Linked DNA regions of Mus musculus: region 1 is linked to region 2. The links are chromatin loops, found by intact Hi-C in ENCODE. Cell type or tissue: gastrocnemius. All regions are shown on one strand. Each heading gives the region's core, and the rest is flanking DNA. Links, peaks and the distances in the headings are about the cores only. Region 1 overlaps Card10 (caspase recruitment domain family, member 10). Region 2 has its middle 1.8 kb from the start of Elfn2.

Evidence for each region. A loop is a pair of places that touch in the nucleus more often than their neighbours do. Peaks named below come from ENCODE experiments on the same cell type or tissue, not always from the same donor. Only the 100,000 strongest peaks of a DNase experiment are listed, where the experiment ranks them.
Region 1: a loop joins it to region 2, with 2.5 times the contacts of the local background. A loop is called at or near these places in 1 of 42 quality-filtered maps.

The regions. Positions count from the first base shown.
Region 1 is chr15:78,776,916-78,779,816 of GRCm38, reverse strand. Card10 (caspase recruitment domain family, member 10) reads left to right here. Exons shown (of 21, transcript NM_130859.2): 17 at 329-422; 18 at 1,461-1,619; 19 at 1,743-1,858; 20 at 2,240-2,352. Among named protein-coding and RNA genes, the nearest start is that of Mfng, 4.9 kb to the right of the region's middle. In gastrocnemius, for the core only: CTCF peaks have their summits at 390 (motif pointing right) and 1,168 (motif pointing right); DNase peaks (open chromatin) are centred at 1,188 and 1,625; H3K4me3 peaks cover 688 bases; H3K27ac peaks cover 863 bases.
Region 2 is chr15:78,719,165-78,722,065 of GRCm38, reverse strand. No RefSeq gene overlaps it. Among named protein-coding and RNA genes, the nearest start is that of Elfn2, 1.8 kb to the right of the region's middle. In gastrocnemius, for the core only: a CTCF peak has its summit at 1,761 (motif pointing right); DNase peaks (open chromatin) are centred at 1,785 and 2,428; H3K4me3 peaks cover 35 bases.

The sequences.
Region 1 (2,901 bases), core at 217-2,716, 58 kb before region 2:
CCGCTCCTGTGCGTGCTCCGTGCCTGCCAGGCTTGGGCTAAGTAGTGTGAGTGAGTGTCCTAGGTTTTCCTACCCAAGGGCTTGCTGCTCGTTCATTGGTGGAGAGACTGTGCTGGAGTAGCCTGAGGGTGGGGATGTGGGATGAGGAGTGTGGGGATGGAACGATAACTTGGGGGGGTGTCGACGGGATAGGAGGGGGTGGGGACAGGGAGGAGGGTGGCTATGTGCGGAACTGTTGAATCTGGACGGCAGTGGCAGGATGCCCCCTCAGCATTCCCTCGTTGCTGGGATGGATTGTGACAACGATCTCCCTTCCTTGTCCACCTAGCTGAAGAAGCGAGCCCTAGGGTTGGTGAGGCCCAAGCCTGCAGGGGGCACTGCAGGAGACTCAGCAGAACAGCTCCCTGCAGAGCCCTGCTCAGGTAAGTCTGAGGACATAGGGGACATGCCCTCTGCTCAAGTGCCCAGTGTGCCTCTGGGTGGCCCCTGGCTTAGCAGTGGGAACAATCCAGAGCGACAAGGCTCCCTGATGGTGGGATGGATTGAAGAGAGCCCACTGGCAGGTGCTGGTGTGTGTGTTTGCAAGTGGCTCTGAGGAGCGTGGACAACCAGTAACATCCACCACACTGAGGAGAGCAAGGGGCTGGGGAGGAGCCAGATGAGAAAATGGTACTTCTGAAGGGCACCAGGGATGCGGAGGTGAGGGAAGGTTTGGGAAGAGAGGGAGAGGAGCCTACTCCTGATGGAGGTGAGGCTCATGCACGGTCACAGGAGCTCGGTGTGGGTGGTGACTTTGAAGGTGGGGAGAGCCTCTTTGAAGTCCAGGGCAATCAGCAACCCCTTGCTTAGGGGCGTCTTGTCTAGCAGATGAGACCATGAGTGTAGTTAGAGCCAGGTGCCCATGTGCAGGGAACCTAGGAAGGTGAGACTTGAGTTTGTGGTGGCTAGTGGAAGTTACCTGGGCTGACGGTGCATGGCTCTGAGCGGCAGGCAAAAGCCCTAACATTGCAGGCAGCTAAAGCAAGAGCAGGTCCGATGCTGAATTCACCCCAGGCTTTCAGACAGGGCCTTTGTTACCACTGGGAGGATGTGACCTTTGCCCTGGGATGTTGGGAAGTCAGCCCAGCATTGAAAGCAGGGAGTCAGTCACATGATCGTGTTGATGGCTGGGAGCCTAGGTGCTGACTGCAGAGTGGCCTGTAGGGGGCAGACCTGAGACAGGATCAGAAAGATGCCTTCTGCGAGAATACCAGGGCGAGGGAGAGGGAGAGGGAGAGGGAGAGGGAGAGGGAGAGGGAGAGGGAGAGGGAGAGGGAGAGGGAGAGGGAGAGGGAGAGGGAGAGGGAGAGGGAGAGGGTGAGGGAGAGGGAGAGGGAGTGTGTGTGTGTGTGTGGCAGAAGATGATGTTGACTTAAGTACGCTGGGGAACTCCTCACCTCTTCCATACTCCTTCTCTGCAGAGCTAGAACGAAGCCTAAAACCCTACAGCCTGGTGCGACCGCTGTTGGTGTCTGCCTTGAGGCCTGTGGTCCTCCTGCCTGAGTGCCTGGCGCCTCGCCTCATCCGTAACCTGCTGGATCTGCCAAGCTCCAGGCTGGATTTCCAAGTGTGCCCAGCAGGTGAGCCTGCCTGCCGCCTGGGTGGGTGGCTGTATTGGTATGGGCTGGAGGGGCAATGCATCTGGGTGGCAGTGGGCAGCCAGGCCTGTGGTCCTGAGTCATACACGTCCTTGTTCTCCACAGAGAGCCTCTCTGGGGAGGAACAGTGTACGTCCTCAGCTCCCGGAGCCCCCAAAGCCTGGCCGGCCACTGCTGGGCTAGGCAGCAGGATCCGTGCCATCCAGGAGTCTGTCGGGAAGGTAAGTGCCAGAGGGGGCAAGGCTGCCCTCTGGGACCCAGAACCAGCATCTGGGCCACCCCTTGGGCTGGGTTGAGATGATGACCTTGTGGGTTACTTGAGGAGTGGGCTGGTATCTCTTACCTGAACATTGTTATTCCTGAACTTCCATTGTTCTGTTTGTTGGCTGGGGCTGCAGGGGGGTGGCTGGTGGGGATGAGAGTAGAGTCGGAGGTCCGGAGAGACCTGACCGTCTCCCAGCACACACATGAGTCTGCGTCTCCAGTTTCCTTTGGTTCTTTGCTGATGAAGCAGGACTGTCCCCTGAGAGGTGTTGGCAGGGGTGGATGCAGCAGGGAAGGGTGGGCCCAGGAGTAAACTGTCTGTCTGTCTGTCTGAAAAGAAGCACTGCCTGTTGGAGCTGGGTGCACGGGGAGTGCGGGAGTTGGTGCACAGCGAGGTCTACCCCATTGTCATCCACGTGGAGGTGACTGAGAAGAATGTCCGTGAGATCAGGTGAGTGGTGGCCACGTGTGGGTGCCTTCTGTGGAATCCTCTGTCTCTGCACCTGCCACCACCTGTCCACCTGTCCATCTGTGTGCATGCTTGTATTGTTTATGTTTATTGTGGGTATTTATCTCTAGAGAGGGTTAGGTCTGTAACAGAGGGAGGTCCTGTGTATGTATATGTATGGATCATAGGCATTTGTACTATGTGTCTCATAGATATGCATGTATCATACATGTATCATGTGAATAATGTATATCATGTGTGTATGTATGTTCTGGATATGTATTGTGTGGGTGTATCATGTATGTATAATTCATTATAAGTGTATCTTGTTTGAGTATCATGCATAGTGTGAATCACATGTATAGCTTTCATGCCATATATATATCAGGCATGCCACAAATCATACATACTATGTATTATGTATGTATTATATGTCATATGTATATTGTGCTTTTGTTGTGTCATGCATGTTGTGGTTATATGCGTGTATGTGTATTGTATATCAGTATGTATTGGTATGTGCTATGTGTGTTGTCTGTCATGTATGTGTGT
Region 2 (2,901 bases), core at 279-2,778:
CTATTCCCAGTTTTCTGAGAAATTTCCAAAGTGGTTGTACAAGTTTACTCTCCAGCCAGCAATGGAGGAGGGTCCCCCCCCTGTTCCACATTATCGACAACATGTGCTATCCCTTGAGTTTTTGATCTTAGCGGTTCTGACGGGTGTAAGATGGAATCTCGGAGTCGTTTTTATTTGAATTTCCCTGATGACTAAGGAGTTTGAACATTTCCTTTTTGCTTCTCTGGCATTTGAGATTCCTCTGCTGCGAATTCTCTGTTTAGCACTGTACCCCATTTTTAAATAGGGTTATTTGTGTTGTTGGTGTCTACCTTCTTGAGTTCTTTATAAATTTTGGATATTAGCTCTTTGTAGGGCTAGATGTAGGGTTGGTGAAGATCCTTTCCCAGTCTGCAGGCTGCCGTTTTGTCCTTTGCCTTACAGAAGCTTTTCAGTTTCATGAGGTCCCATGTATCAATTGTTGATCTGAGAGCCCGAGCCACTAGTGTTCTGTTCAGGAAGTTGTCTCCTGTACCAGTGAGTTCAAGGCTCTTCCCCACTTTCTTCTCTATTAGATTTACTGTGTCTGGTTTTATGTTGAGGTTCTTGATCCACTGGGACCTGTGTTTTGTTCAGGGTGATAGATAAGGATCTATTTGCAGTATTCTGCATGCAGACATCAGGTAGACCAGCACCATTTGTTGAAGACACTTTCTTTCTTTTCTTTTTTTTTTTTCTGTTGTATAGTCTTGCTATCTTTGTGGAAAAAAATCAAGTATCCAGAGGTGTGTGGATTTCTAATTAGCCTGTGTTCCCATACTGACACCATGCAGTTTTTATGACTACTGCTCTGTAGTCCAGCTGGAGGTCAGGGATGGTGCTACCTCCAGGAGTTCTTTTATTGTTCTCGGTTGTTTTTAGCTATCCTGGGTTTTTAGTTTTTCCACATGAAGTTGAGAATTTGCTCTGACAAGGTCTGTTAAGAAATGTGTTGGAATTGTTATGGAAATTGCATTGAATCTGTCAAGTCCCGGTGTTCACACTCATACCAAGCTCTTTCTCTGGGTCTTTTTGACCAGGAGGCTGCTATGTACCCAAGTTTTTTGCTAACACGGTAGCCACAAGCCATACGTGGCCACTTAAGTCTAAATCAATCAAAATAAAAAAGATAAGTGCACCCGGCAGTTGTAGAAGCCACGGTTTTAACCACACAATAGCCACAAGAGGTTAGTGACTCCTTAAATCATTTCCGCTGTGGTGGAAAGTTACATTGGACAGTGCTTGTGTAGAGAAGGCCCAATCAAGGAACCAGATGGTGTAGTCAACAATGACACCACCTCAGCCCCGGCCAATGTCATCATCTGTGTGGTGCAACAACGGAGCTCAGAGAGGGAAACTGGCAACAGCTTATCTCTACCCTGCAAGGGCCAGCCTTCAAAGCTGGAATGTGGGAACCATGGAAGCTCAAAACTACCGCTGAGTGAGTCTAGCCAGCTTTGCAGGCCCCAGGAGAAAAGAGAAGGCACCAGTAAGGAAGTGCGACCTTAACCATTTCTTACAGGCGGGAAACTGAGGCTGGGGGTGGGGGTGGGGCAAGGTGTGACTCTCACTCTGGCTGATGACCGGGACACTCATACAGATGAATCAGAGATGTTACTTTGCAATTCTATGCCTGGTGCTTCCCAGAGTCAGTGCTCAATGTCTTGGACCAGGGCTGGATTTAGTAGGCCTCTGCCAGCGCCCACCTCAGCACACGCGAGCCACAGGGAGTTTTCTGCAGTCGCGCATTTGATCCGCTAGAGGGCGCAGGGGCAGCCGTCTCTTCAACAGAAGCGAGCTTGGCGGAGGTGGGATCGGGAGATGGTGGGGTGGGGGATGGTAGGGGCGGGGGTGGGGTGTGTGCTACTGGAGCTGGACCCACCTCGGTGCCTAGCCTCGGTTAGGGAACCCTGAGTTCTTATGGTCCCTCTTCGGGGAAGGGGATTAGGTTAGTAGACAGAGGCAGCATAAGGTTTCATTGGGTCTGCAAAGAAGATCTGAAGGATGGGTAGGAAGAAATGCGCCTGCCACTCAAAAAGGTACAGGTCGGGAGGCTTAGAGGTGAGACACCCCACAGTCTCTCTAAATTGTGACATAACAGGTGGCCTGGGTCTCAGCGCTTATCTACCCTTCTGGTCCTATCCTGGGCTACTTTCCTGTCCTCGGATGACAAGAGCGAGGCGATTTTGTACAGCATTTCTTTCTGCTCTAGTGCTACCCAACTCCACGGGTCCCTCTGTACTAAGTACACCAGGATGCTTTCCGCCTCTGTGACTTTGCACATGTCGTTCCCGCAGTCTGGGATACCCTTCTCCACTTCCTTCAGCTGAGCAACTCCTACCCATCAGCTCCCATTCATCTGTCCAGACTCAGCCCAGGCCTGTTAGGAGTTCCAGCAGCCGGGCTGAGTCGCTGTGCACCACCTGAGGACAGGCTCTGGTGAATGCGGCCCGGAAAAGTGATTGCGAAGCACAAAGTCTGGCGGCGGCAGAGCTCAACTGTCTGGGTTGGCGGGTCACAACGGCTGGAGGAGACTCCTGACATCAGCCCAGACTCCCACCAGCTGCTTGTGTGCCCAGCTTCGGGTGCAGAGCCTCAACTACCGCTGCCTTGCAGGGAGACTCCCTTGCAGGTGGTGGTGGTGGTGGTGATGGTGGTGGTGTCTGTGTTTGAAGCGGAGCTTAAGCTGTGGCCAGGAAGGCCTTAGGAAGTTTCTCTTTGTGGCCACAGAGCCCAATATGCTCCCGGGGATGGGGTAAGGCAGCGAGGGGTAGCCAAATGCCTTGGTTTGGAGGCAGGGAGAATTGGGAGACTCCACGGACTCGGACTCGCTGTATAAACTTTGGGCAAGCACTCTGCTCACCCGCCTCAGCTGTCCCGCCT